2 separate regions of the Homo sapiens genome follow, and region 1 is linked to region 2. A link is a loop called in an ENCODE intact Hi-C map of the cell type or tissue named here. Cell type or tissue: natural killer cell. All regions are shown on one strand. Each heading gives the region's core, and the rest is flanking DNA. Links, peaks and the distances in the headings are about the cores only. Region 1 overlaps KDSR (3-ketodihydrosphingosine reductase). Region 2 overlaps BCL2 (BCL2 apoptosis regulator).

Region 1 (6,133 bases), core at 560-3,059, 210 kb before region 2:
CACCGGAGATCCGAGCCTCCCCGCTGAGCTGGTATAAAATAAGATGGTCGTTTTTCTTAGTATGCTTTAAATCTGTACAAGGGTTTGTGAATGAGAAAATGTATCTGTTTAATTTCTCCTTTGTAAAGCTATTAGCTTTTTCCAACACCTCCTGTTCCTAATGGGGAAAGAGTGTGGATTCATTACAAAAAATAAATAAGAGAAAGGCAAAACTTGACACTCTAAATTCTGAAAGTTTTACATCCGCAAGAGAACTGCTGCCTCAAAAGCGTGGCTTTAAACCTTGGATCCTTTCAGAGCTTGAGTTTATAGAGCATAACTTTGCAAAAACTAAAGCTAAACGCAGAATGAAAATTGGAATTCCTTATTTGTAAGACAGTTTCACTGAGCCTTGACTCCAGTCCTTCCAGCCCCATCCCGCGGCAGGTCATAGGTGAGATAATAAATGCTGTGTCTGTTCAGGTGGACCAAGAAGAATTTATTTTTACCATCCCGCTTTAATACGCAGGATTATTATTTCACACTCTAAGTAATGTGAGAATGACATGAATAGTTCACATGGTGTCACCATCTGTCTTCTTTTTTAATGTCATAAGAAGAGTGAAAAGTGTAATTGTTCTTGAGATTTGTTAGGAGTTGACTGTGGTATTGTTGGGAGAGGGAGCTGATGGTTAAACTGTCTGCCCATACATAATTAAGAACAAACTTATAACAATTGTTTCATTTTTAAAACAATTTTATATACTAGTGTTTTCTATCTAGTTACGGTAGTAAAATTGCAGGAAAAAAGCAGAAAATCACCCACCTCAGCCTCCGAAAGTGCTGGGATTACAGGCGCGAGCCATCGCGCCCGGCCAACAACAGCTATATTTTTACAGTAATCTGCTGATAACTGGCTGATTACCGACCAAATAAATCTCTTCAGTGGTGGCAGGTTGAAGCTAAAAAGAAGTAAGGGATGCCTATGAGTCCCATAGAGGTAGGTGCATTTGCGTAGGAGACACTTCCCAATGATGTTAAAATCCTAACATGGAGTCAGAGATCTTCCTCCCAGCATGATTTATGTATAACAGTGAATATTAGGAAAAATCTAAATGTCTGGTTATAGGGAAACGTTGAAGTTTTGATGCAGCTATTTGATGAAGTATTGTGAAACCTTTTCGTTTTTTGACAAATAAGACATTACAATATAATTTTTTAAAAACAGGAGACAATACTATGCAATATTATGTAATTTGCATAGGGACAGTGACTAGAACGATATGGCCGGGTACAGTGGCTCACTCCTATAATCCCAGCACTTTGGGAGGTCAAGGAGAGTGCATAACTTGAGGTCAGGAGTTCGAGACCAGCCTGGCCAACATGGTGAAACCCCATCTCTACTAAAAATACAAAAATTAGTTGGGCGTGCTGGCGCACGCCTGTAATCCCCACTACTTGGGTGTCTGAGACAAGAGAATCGCTTGAACCTGGGAGGCGGAGGTTGCAGTGAGCTGAGATCGTGCCACTGCACTCCAGCCTGGGTGACTGAGCAAGACTGTCTCAAAAAAAAAAAAAGAAAAATAATGTTGCATTGTTCACTTATTCAGTGAAATATATAATATATATTGAGCCCTCCCCAGGCTAAGTGCTAGGAATATAGTGGAGAACAGAAAAATAATTGGTATTTTTAATGGAGTTTATGGGTAGGTGATAGGAGAGGTGGTTGTGAATCAGATAATCACACAAATAAATCTAGAGCTGTTTATTATGTGCATGTCATAAAGAAGAAATACAGTGCTGAAAAGTGTGTCAGTGTGGGGGCAGGGGAGACAGTGAAGGCTTTCCTGAGGAAGTGGTATTTGAGCTGAGATTTGATGGGCGAGTAGGTGTCAGATGAAGTGGGGAGAAGAGCATTCGTTGCAAGGGAAGTAGGATGTGCCAAGGTACTGTGGTTGGAGGGTTTTTACAGTAATCTTCTGCTGATAACTGGCTGATTACCCACCAAATAAATCTCTTCAGTGGTGGCAGGTTGAAGCTAAAAAGAAGTAAGGGATGCCTATGAGTCCCATAGAGATAGGTGCATTTGCGTAGGAGACACTTCCCAATGATGTTAAAATCCTAACATGGAGTCAGAGATCTTCCTCCCAGCATGATTTATGTATAACAGTGAATATTAGGAATAATTCCATAATTGAAAGCCAGTATAGCTGAACTGTAGATAGGGGTAGAATAGTGCAAGAAGAGCTTTACTTTTCAGGATTTCCTTGTGATTGTATATTACTTTTATACTAAGCAGTCATTTCAAATAAATATTCAGGTGGCCATTCTTTTCATCTGTTGTAGAGCTAATCTTGCATAAATGTGCATTAAGAAAATAAGATTCAACCAACCCAAATGTCCAACAATGATAGACTGGATTAAGAAAATGTGGCACATATACACCATGGAATACTATGCAGCCATAAAAAATGATGAGTTCATATCCTTTGTAGGGACATGGATGAAATTGGAAACCATCATTCTCAGTAAACTATCGCAAGAACAAAAAACCAAACACCGCATATTCTCACTCATAGGTGGGAATTGAACAATGAGATCACATGGACACAGGAAGGGGAATATCACACTCTGGGGACTGTGGTGGGGTCGGGGGAGGGGGGAGGGATAGCATTGGGAGATATACCTAATGCTAGATGACACATTAGTGGGTGCAGTGCACCAGCATGGCACATGTATACATATGTAACTAACCTGCACAATGTGCACATGTACCCTAAAACTTAGAGTATAATAAAAAAAAAAAAAAGAAAAAAAAAAAGAAAATAAGATTCATTTGGATTTGGAATCAGAGGCAGACTAATGTATTATTTATGAGCTAGACTTATAGGGCACTTTTCCACCAGTGAACTCAGAAAAATATTATAGGTGTGCAATTTATGGTTCCATAAGAAAACAGTCAAAGCAGCAGGCCTTGCTGATAGTATCTTTCATGCTTACACTTACTCCAGTCATTAAGTTTGGGATGAAGAAGTTAACAACAGCTAATCATTTAGTTCTTGTAGATTCATTTTAAGAGCCTGTCATAGTTGTTTTTTATAAAAACTTCCTACAGAGGGGAGATTTCAAGTGCTAAGAATATTTTATGATTTTGTTTTAGGTTACAGGAGGTTCCAGTGGCATCGGGAAGTGCATTGCTATCGAGTGCTATAAACAAGGAGCTTTTATAACTCTGGTTGCACGAAATGAGGTAAGGCTTCTAGGTTCATTATTACTGACTTGCTTCTTCGACTTGAAATTAGTCAAAGAGGCTGTGCTAAACATCTTAGCATTCACACCTAGAAAGCGCTTCTTCCTTGATGTGAGATGTGTTTCCTGAACTACTGATTCTCTCTAGTATTTAGGCCAAACACTTCTCTGTTGAAATCAGGTCGGCCCCACAAGTATTTATTTAGTACCATTGGCATATTAGGCAACATCATCATAGATACTGCAGATCCTGAGATGGGAGAGGCCAAGGTCTAGTTGAAGGAGCACACCTGGCCATTGGAAGCCAGGGAGGGCCCTTGGCCAGGTCAGAAGTGCTGGAAGCAGTGATTCTGGAGCTGATACCTGAAGGTGTGTAGGTGTTTCTCTATAATTTTTCACTACGATTTGCTTAGGACATGATATATATCTCTAGTGAAATCTATACACCATAGAGGAACCTCGTCCCTCCTTAGAAGTTTAGCAAAATGTGTTTTTCTGTATTAAGTCAACACAGAATCTGTTTTTATTTTTTGTCAGGGTTTGTTTTTGTCTTGCCAAAGTTGTTTTTAGAGCACAAAGCAGTGACACTGTGCACGTGAACTGTCATGACGTCCTCTTGCTCCCCATATGGGGACTGGAGGAAAGTGACCACACAGCTGGCTCGTCCGCTGCAGCAATTCTAGTGCTTGACACGTAGTACATGCTCAGACATGTTTGTTGAATGAAGAAATGAAGGGAGGAATGATGGAGTGCCTGGGAATGTCAGCATGGCATACTTCCATGGGGATCTTGGATTCACCCATGTGCAAGGAGGGTGATAGTATGGTAACTCCTCAAATGGGTGGAGGGCTGGACAGGACCCATTAGGAATGGTAGGCCAGGAAGGGCCTTGGGGGAAAATTTAAATAATGTCGCAGACTTAGTCTTGGACCTCTATAATTTCTTTTATTTTTTTCTTTTTTCTTGAGACAGCATCTCACTCTGTTGCCCAGGCTGGAGTGCAGTGGCATGATCTCGGCTCACTGCAACCTCTGCCTCCTGGGTTCAAGTGATTCTCCTGCCTTAGCTTCCTGAGTAGCTGGGACTACAGGCGCCCACCACCACGCCTGGCTAATTTTTGTATTTTTAGTAGAGACAGGGTTTCACCATGTTGGTCAGGCTGGTCTGGAACTCCTGACCTTGTGATCCGCCCGCCTTGGCCTCCCAAAGTGCTGGGATTACAGGTGTGAGCCACCACACCTGGCCTGGACGTCTATAACTTCTTTTGCAAACCAAGAAAGACAAAATTAGCTACCTTTTATTTATAGCTTGACTTTTCTAACAATGAATTTGCTTTGGCATTGAAGCCACCTTACATAAATGAAAACACAAATTTGATGAAATGGCATTTTGTGAGTTTTAAACACCAGTTTTGATGCAAGTAAATAAAAGTGGAGGCAGAGAAGGCCAGCATTTCAGGCCCCCAGGAGCTCATATGGGGCCCTTGCATTGCTAGAAATGAATGAACTGAATGAAGAACCTGTGGTGTTGAGTAATTCATTCTTTTTTTTTTTTTTTTTTTTTTTTTTTTGAGACGGAGTTTTGCTCTGTAACCCAGGCTGGTGTGCAGTGGCGCTGTCTTGGCTCACTGCAACCTCCACCTCCGGAATACCTGGGATTACAGGTGTGTGTAACCACACCTGGCTGATTTGTGTGTGTGTGTGTGTGTATATATATTTACATATATATAAAATATATATTTTTATTATATATATTATATATTTTATATATATATATATTTTTTTTTTAGTAGAGACAGGGTTTTACTATGTTGGCCAGGCTGGTCTCAAACTCCTGACCTTAAGTGATCCACCCACCTCGGCCTCCCAAAGTGCTGGGCTTACAGGCGTGAGCCACTGCGCCCGGCCTCACTGTGTCACCCAGGCTGGAGTGCAGTGACACAATCTCGGCTCACTGCAACCTCCGCCTCCCAGGCTCAACCAATCCTCTCACTTCAGCCTCTTGAGTATCTGGGACCACAGGTGCTCGCCACCATGCTTGGCTAAGTTTTTGTATTTTTGGTAGAGACGGGGCTTCACCATGTTGCCCAGGCTGGTCTCAAACTCCTGAGCTTGGGTGATCCACTCACCTTGGCCTCCCAAAGTGCTGGGATTACAGGGGTGAGCCACCATGCCTGGCTGAGAAATTCTTTCTTTTCTAATGTAATTTTTAATTCCAGTCTTTGCAAAGTCAAGCTGTATGTATCTTTAGTCATAGGACAATATTATTTCATTATAGACATATTCAGGTTTAGAAACTCTGCATGCCTTTTGGAAGAATTCGCCTCTCCTTTGGTTCCTCTCTATTGCATGATATTATTTAAGTTACTTTTTACAGCAAATTAAGATAATCTGATATCTGTTTTCTTGAGACTAAGTAAAACAAACAAAATTAGGACCTTGGAAGAATTACATAATTACACAGGTAACCTTGCTTAAGAGTATTTTATAGTAGCCAGGCCTAGTTTACCCAGTCTATCCAGAAAGTGATTCTTACTATGTTTGGGTTTATAGTAGAAGAAGAAAATATTGGACAAAAAGCAGTATTGACAGGGAGTCACACATACCCTCAACTTTGGGGAGCAGTACATATTAATAGAGTTGTTCTTGTCTTATATCACAACTAAATAATAAGACATTTATTAGAACTGTAGAGTCAGCCTCAGCAATTAGTACTGTTAACTGGGATTTTGAGGTTTATCTGTTTTCTACTATCTTTCTCTAATTAATTTTCAAACTTTTATCACTTATTCATAGCTTAACATACTTCACAACTTCTTTCTTTCATAGGCTGTGGCCCAGTCTGTCTATGCAATGTAGATACTGTTTTGTGTGTTTTCTGGAATTTAATACATACATATAGAAAT
Region 2 (7,784 bases), core at 2,860-5,359:
TATCTCTGCTTCTAAAAGAAATCCGTTTCAGAACTTTTACTTGGGAAAAATTGCTTTTGCCTAACAGGAAAAATAAAACATAGACTCCAGACGCAGTGATGTTCGTGTGAAATTAAGAAAACAGAGTTAATGTTGATGTCTTAGTGGAGGCGAAGGTACGCTTCCTTTCTCTCTTTTTCCCCCTTTTCAAGGCAAATCAGAAGACCGGGTGTGGAAATTCCTGCAGGTTTGCTCTGTGTCGGTTTGCACGTTTGTAGATGGAGTTTCATGCTTTTTCTCACTAGTCAGTCTTTTTGTCATCATCTCATCTTGAAACTAGAGAGGAAGGGAATGGAAGGGCAAATTGCTAATATCAGAGACCTCTGGAAATTCCCCTTTTATGGTACATGAGTATTTAAGAACAGTTCTCTTTCAGTTGTGTTTTTGTGATTTTGGTGACACTCAGTGGGCCCAGCCCTGCCTCTAGTCAGACTCCAGTGTCCTTCAGCAGCTCTCTAGGGCATGGGCTGGAGGCAGTGGGATGGGGGGTTAACGTGAATTGCACTGCTTTGGAAAAACAGCCCAAGAGAGATCCTTTTTTTAAAGTAGATAACCTGAGCATAAATCTATACTCACATGATTTTTAAAAATTAACTTATCTAGCATCTTTTATAAACTGATAAATCTCTCATGAATTAATGACTCACCAGTGCCTAAATGGTGGGCAGACAGGCGGCGCTATAAATTTCTCTTGGCATTTTGTGTGTCATTATATATGATAAGTTCCAGTAATGGCCTGGCTTCATTGAAGGTTATTTTAAAGGAAGAAGCTTTTTATCCCACATGGTTTCAGGCAATACCTTATTGAAGATGACTTAGACCTTGGATTCTGGGGTTGGAACAGGCTTGTGTCCACTGCCTAAACAGGGCCAGCACAGCTTCGTGGGGGGCCTCTGGAGGAAGGGGCCCCAGGAAGGAGTCAGGTCTTTCTGCTCACTGGCTGTCAGGCTGCCTGGGGGTCTCGGAGGGTCCAGAGCAACTGATGGCTGGTGTGGAGGAGAGCGTGTGACAGCCAGTCCCAAGGCCAGGCTATGAGAGACTATGCTAATTAGTGAAGTCCCTGGTAGGGCCAGGTCACTCGGCCACCAGGTAAAAAGTACCAGGTTATTTCTGCCTTGGCAGAAGGAGAAGGTGCATGAATATTACTCATTAATACGCCTCAAGGAACCACTAGGTTAGACAACAAAATACCTTCTGCATCCACTCCCCTATTACTTCCTCACTCCCCAAACATCCTTTCAGTCTGCTCCTCCAGCTTGAGAAACCAGGAGGGTCTTCCTACCGAGTGGTGCCTCCCGAGCCTCTGGGGTACAGCTTGTGACCCTCCTCAATCAAATGAATCCCAGGGTTCCAGGCCAGGTGAGTATAGATGGACTTGGAGCTTTTCTTATGAAATGTCTTGAGCTGAGTTTCTTTTTCCTGCTACGCCGAACTCTGTATATGTTTGTTTTTGTTCTAATTTTGGCTTCAGAAAAAAAAAAGAAGAAAAGAAAAGAAAAAGAATGTTTGGGTACAGTGTAAAAGTTTTCTCAGATCCAGATTGGAAACTCCCTCATCACTCTGAAACCGGACAGGTGCTGAGCGGTATTTGTTTCTCTGTCAATAAACAGCACGTACTTGGCCTAGACATAAACTCCTGCGGGAGCAGTGGTGCACATGGGCCTATTTCAGTGTTTGGGAAGGACTGAAGGGCCCTGAATTAGGAGGAAGGTCTGCTTCTCACCCCTTCTCTTTTGATCTTCTGATAGAGACCACATAGTGTTCTCTTCATGGTATTTTGATGGCATATGGCGTATAAACACAGGTGTGACCTTTACACAGTGCACTGCGTTACAATTATAATAAGTGAGAGGAGATAAAGCCAGCTGGAGTTTAAGGTTAACGCTGAAAACAGCGAACGCTAATTTTCACTGAAAACAATGTCACAGAGCAAGGCGTAGGTGCCCCTTTTCAACTGCCGCGTGCATGGTTCTATGAACAGCCCCAGGTGAAGGGTTTCCATGAAATAAGCCACCTCCTGGGGTACAGAAATACTTAGTGATGCATCCTCTGAGGATCCCCTTTGGGACCACCCTCCTGGGCGGCATATCCCAAATCCTTGTTTGGATGGGAAGGGAGCATTAGGTAACTTCACTTGGAACAAGGTACCATGATTATGTCTGGTCCTGTTTTCCGTGCTGACAGGCAGTTCACCTCTCCGGGACTCAGTGTCCTTGATTTTAAAATAAGGGACTTTGACCATATTCCTTCAGTTTCTTGCCTTCTGGTTTTTTACACAAGAGGCTCAGCCCAGAAGCCTAACCCCAGATGCATACTTAATTCCTCGGGAAAACAAAATATTTGTCAGACCCACAATTAACTTAATTGTTTATTTGTGCAAAGGCTTTCTTGTTTAGTTCCAGGACTTGCTGTTGAAATTTGAAAAAGGGTGGCCCCAGATTCATGTTCACATGAGTAGCTGCGGTAGCTACTCACCAGCTAGCTCCTGGGAGAGAAAATGGAGAAGAAAGCGAGGGAAGAAAACGGAGGGCAAATTCTCCAAGGTTTACTCCTCCACCAGAGAGACGCCTCCTGGGCAAGCGTTTCTACCTGGATCCCTGGCTGCCCAGGAAATTGGGGAATGAGGGCTTTGGGTGTGGAGTCCCCTTGGCCATTATGAAGTCCATGGGGTTGCAGTTACTGAGCAGAGTTAGAGGCATTCCTGCACCCCCACCCCCAACCCACAACGTCTGGACTTGGGAGGAGATTCCTTGGCTTCTGAAAGAAGCTTCTGTTTCTGTTTACGTAAACATCAGGTGGACGGGGGAGGTGGACGCCAGGGTGGGACGTTCTTGCAGTGCTCAGATGAGGGTGAGACTGGAGGGGCCAGTACAGGTGTTGGGCATTTGGGTAGCACCTAACAATAATCTAAGGCAGTGGTTCTCCATGGGGATGACTTTGCCTTCCAGGGGACATTTGGCACGGCCTGGAGACATTTCGGGTTTTCACACTAGACAAGGGTTTCCGCTGGCATGTCGTGGGCAGAGGCCAGAGAAGCTGCTAAACATCCTCCAGTGCACAGGGCAGCCCGTCCTCCCCACAACAAAGAATTACCTGACCCAGAATGTCAATTGATCTAAGTTCTAAAGCCTACTAATAGTTTGTAAGTTGAAAGCACTAGATTGACACAAACGGGAAAAGTTATTTGCAGTTTATTTTCCTGAGGGACAATGGGCTGCCACTCCCTTCCATGCTATTGCTGGGCAAGACTCTATGTTGGCTCTTGCTTTCTTCTCCTCTTTGAACACCCCCCTCCCCTGCCAGCCCGTCTGATGCCGTCCAAGCCTTTTTTTTTTTTTTTTTTTGGCTTCTCAGCAAGCCTCATGAATATTAACTGGGACACTCAGGGCTAAAATGATCTCTGGTCTTACTTGAGAAATGCCCTCAAGCAAGAAAAAGAACAAGAGTCCCAAGAACACCAAGTGCCCCTCACCTTGGTCACACCAATGGCCCACACTGGCTGGGGAGGCGGGGAAGGGTCCTGGGAGAGGGAGGATGGGCCTCTAACCTCCAAGGAGAACATGAGTGAGGGCCCCAGGAAGGGAGAGGGTGCGACAAGCACTCTGGAGAAAGAAAGGAGAGGGTTCAAGGTGACCCTGAGCTCGGGGCAAGATCTGCAGGGCCTGCAATTGGCAGAGTGCCTGGCATCTGGCCAAGCAGCCCTCCCTCTCTCTTCCCCGCTCCACCACCTGCTCCTGGTCGCTGCATTGCCGGTTCCTCCCAGCCTCTTCTCACCTGCTCGCTCTAACGTCCGTCTCAGCCAACAGCCCTACTCTTCCCTCCCAAGCCAACAGGGGGAAGCAGAGAGCAGCAGAACAGCCTAAAGGCAACAACGGCAGTCTCTTTACCGCGCCCACCCTGCACTCCTGGGCCCCTGTGGCCTCCACCCCAGCAGCTGGACCCTCCGAGACCCTCCTTTTCCCACCAAGCTCACCCCCACTAAGGGCCCTCCCCACGCAATGCACAGCACATTCCACGCCCACCCGACATCAATCACGTCCTGTCTCGTGACTCATCCGATACTGTTGACTTGCTGTACAGTTTCTCACCTTTGCAAATGAGATTTGTCGCCTCCTCAAGTTGACTGTCCCTGGAGGCCAGGAGACGTGCTGTGGCCCTGCTGTCCCGAGCCTTTCTCAGAGTCTCATGTTCAGCTCAGTTCTGTTGATTGGGGACAAAGGACACTGCCATTTGCCACCTCTGCCCGCCCTGTGCCGACCTCCACCAGACGTTTGGCATCATGAGCCCGTGTCGTTCTCACCCCAGCCTTTGTGGTTGATGTTGTAGCGTCCTCTTATTCTTATAGATGAATAAGTTGAGGCTCAGAGATGTTAGATATCTTGGGTAAGGTGAAGCTGTGACGACTTGAGAACATAACTGAACGTTCTAGGCTCCTTACCCCACACGGTGTTGCCATTCCAGTCCCAGAAGGTCCTGAGGTTCTTTTGAGATGTGTAATGAATCCATCTTCCTTGAGCATAACACAATCTTTATGGACCTGTTTAAATAGTTTTAATTTCCATGTGTTTACTCATTCATTCTGCAAACATGCACACAGCTTTTACAAGGTGCCAGGCACTATCAGAACCTGGGAAAACCAAGATGAAGAAAATGTAGCCAGTGCCCCCAAGGAGGAGAGAGACAGGTGGCAGTGAGTTCACTGGTGAGCCTTGAGGGGGCAGAATAAGAAAAGGGCATGATGGGGAGGTGGGGGCTTGGTCAAGAAAGGCTTCACAGAGGAGGTGGTATTTGAGCTGAGTGTGGAGAGGTGTGCAAAAGGCAGAGTGGCATCCCAGCCTGAGGATGCATGTGAGCCAGGATCTGTAGAGGAACGAGGCTGCAGCTGATGCTGCCAGTAATCACATGGAGTTCAAGGCAAGCAGTGGGTGTGGGGAGAGGGGAGTCTGGAAGCGTGGGTCAGGGCCAGCTCGCCCTGTGGATAACAGGAGCCACTCAGGGCATTTGGATAAGAGAGAGGGACGCAACTGCTTTGTGGGTCTAGCAGACACCCTGGGAATACTCCAGAGGGAAGCTGAATGGGGCAAGATGAGGGAAGATCGGTTGGGAGCTTCTTGCCACTGTCTAGGTAAGCCATGCAGTGGGGTGAACAGAAGTGGCTTCTGTAAGACCAGAAAGAGGAGACATCCTAAGAGACTTCTGTAAGGTGGAGATGACAGTGATGGTGTGTCCATAGGAAAAGAAGAGGGAGGAGTTGAGGATCACCCCGGTTTTTCTGCTAGGATATAGGCTGAGGGCTGTCAAGGGGGCTGATTAGACCCTTAGAGGCAGATTTTGGGAAGGTGTAATCAGTTCCCTTTGTGCTGTGTTGGGTTTGATGTACCTGATGGATATGCAGATCTGTTTGGTCGCAAACTAGGGTTTGAGGTTCAAAAGAGATTCAAGAGTCATGAGCCTAAAGGCTTCACAATAGGGTTATAGCTTAATCCTTTCTGTACTATGAAGACTTCATGAATGTCCCAAAATCCACATTCAGGCCTGCCCTTCCCAGAGTCATCATTGTCTTCTAGAAGCCTAGTTTGTCCCATTTCAGCTGCCCTCCTCTGGACTCACCACTGGCTTTTTGGAGTGGCCAGGTCTGTGTAGAGAATTCTGAATGGACCATTCCAGGTGGGGACCTCATGGCTTAGTACAAGGTCCGATGTTCTTGCTGTTGGGTAGGAAATCCTGCCTTGATGAGTCTCAGGATTTGGCTGGCCGCTCTGCCCTGACGATTTCAAGAAATCACTTCTGCTAACTCCAGAACTCTACTTCCAGGCCCCTAGCTGATAATATACAGGTATTGAGCTTCATTTGAATTTTTTCTTTAAGAACTTACCTTGACTAAAGATGTTAGAAAATAAGATCCTAAAATTAAAAATTACGGACTCTGCAAAAAGAGCTTAACTGGCTTCAAAAGTTTCACACAACTCCTTTCATATATGCATTTTCTGTAAGCTACTTGTAAATAAAGAAGGTACCTAGGAAAGGAAAATTGCCATCTCTGACAGTTCAATGCAAAAATGAGAGAGGAATGAGAGGGAGTCATGACTGAATTTTAGTGCCTTTGCTGCCAGGCACTTCACAGAAGTCATTTCATCCTCCTGACCACTCGACAACTACAGCCTTTTATTTTTCTCTGTTTTATGAATTCATAAATTTAGGCTCAGGGAGGTTAAATAACTCATCTAACATGAGTTAGATTTAAGCATTGCAGAGAACGAGAGGAGAACTGATAACTCATTCAACTCATTGACGAATCTAGTAATTTGCAGAGTTGAGGTTCAAGCACAGATCTGTCTGACTCTAATGTGTGTGCTCTTTCCTCTCCAATGCTACTAGCATGGGTGAGCTGTGAGCATTCTGGAGAGGGTGAAAAGTGGGAGGCAGAGGCAAAAGCTGAGTCAAATAGTTTTCTCAGATGAGAGAGAGTGGGCAGGCAGTGGATATTCGTGCAAGCAAGTTGGACGCCGTCAGAAATCTGAGCTGAAGTTATGTGGGTATACTCACGTCTTGTAGTCTCCGCTGAAGGACCCATTATCAAATAGGTGGAAAATACAAAAATTGAAGATATGGTGAAGCATTATCACCTGATCAACCCAGCATCCTGCTCTCATAGGTGGTGTACAATTTCACCCAGCCCAAGTCATTATGTCTTCCAGGAGAAAAGGAGGCTCTAGTAGGCACTGAGGACAAGCACATGATAAGCTATTGTTTTGCCTCCTGGGAATACTTGGTTGGCCCTTTATTTTTTAGTAGCAAGAAGATTTAGGAGTAGCACTCTGTATGTATGTTGATTGTTTGGCTTTGTACACAAATGTTAGAAAATTAAAGAATAGATTTGGTCATTGTCATGTCTGTTTGCCCTCACCAGACTTGACTTAGATATGGTTCTTTAAAGTCTCAGGCATTTTAGAATAACTTTGGGGAAGGTATTTACGAATTAATTTTTAAAAAAACTCTTTCATTTTAGAATTTTCTTAAAAGAGATATGTTTTTAAAATTTCAAATACCTAGAATTGGGCAAACGAGGTGTTGCCAAGTAGAGGCTCTGCTGAGCAAATAATGACCACATCAAAACACCAGCCCCAAGGAAGCAGGCTCCGATTCTGCTCCCAGAGCAGCACATTGGTGTGGTGTCAAATGCATGTTTCTAAAGAACTCAAACATTGTTTTCTCTTAGTTAGATAAACAAACTCCTTGATGTCTATTTATGACTAGTTGTTAGTGAGTCTCTTGGAAGTCATACAAAGCAGTGAGAACAAGAAGGTGTTTTGCAGGTTGGCTTTGAGTAAAGACCCTCTGTTTTGATCAGGGTCTTGGATGCCCTGCTCAATCCCCTACTCGAAGTTCTGAGGGCATTTCTCTGATTGTCCTCCAAAACTGTCCTGCCAACTGCTATAGATTAAATAGGTAAGGAGCAGCTACTAAGTTTCCTTCTTCCCTCCCATGAAGGAGCCCGGCCATGAGATTTAGCCAATGAGCCCATTTAACTCTCTGTTTTCTAGCTCATTTATCCAAGGGTTCAGTGCACCACTGGAAACCTTCATATAACAGAAAGCCAGTGTTTGGGGGGCATTTGGTTTCAACTTGCTTGTGTTTGAGCATTTATATTTATAATAGTGCTAATCTCTAAGGGACTCACATCGCATTAAGAGCTTTATCTTAGGCTGCCACGGAAACTAGCATGTACCAACATGACTGAGAAC

Evidence for each region. Hi-C counts contacts between places; a loop is a spot of excess contacts. Peaks named below come from ENCODE experiments on the same cell type or tissue, not always from the same donor. Only the 100,000 strongest peaks of a DNase experiment are listed, where the experiment ranks them.
Region 1: a loop joins it to region 2, with 12 times the contacts of the local background. A loop is called at or near these places in 2 of 110 quality-filtered maps.

The regions. Positions count from the first base shown.
Region 1 is chr18:63,359,875-63,366,007 of GRCh38, reverse strand. It overlaps KDSR (3-ketodihydrosphingosine reductase), which reads left to right. Exons shown (of 10, transcript NM_002035.4): 2 at 3,140-3,229. LOC124904317 (a long non-coding RNA gene) reads left to right here. Exons shown (of 2, transcript XR_007066400.1): 2 at 879-2,315. Among named protein-coding and RNA genes, the nearest start is that of KDSR, 4.3 kb to the left of the region's middle. In natural killer cell, for the core only: no CTCF peak of the experiment used is centred there; a DNase peak (open chromatin) is centred at 1,847.
Region 2 is chr18:63,151,687-63,159,470 of GRCh38, reverse strand. All of the region lies in intron 2 of BCL2 (BCL2 apoptosis regulator), which reads left to right. Among named protein-coding and RNA genes, the nearest start is that of BCL2, 160 kb to the left of the region's middle. RefSeq lists enhancers at 356-455, 466-515, 706-755, 1,496-1,545, 4,237-4,386. In natural killer cell, for the core only: CTCF peaks have their summits at 3,684 and 3,889 (motif pointing right); DNase peaks (open chromatin) are centred at 3,060, 3,880 and 4,100; H3K4me3 peaks cover 1,047 bases; H3K27ac peaks cover 2,130 bases.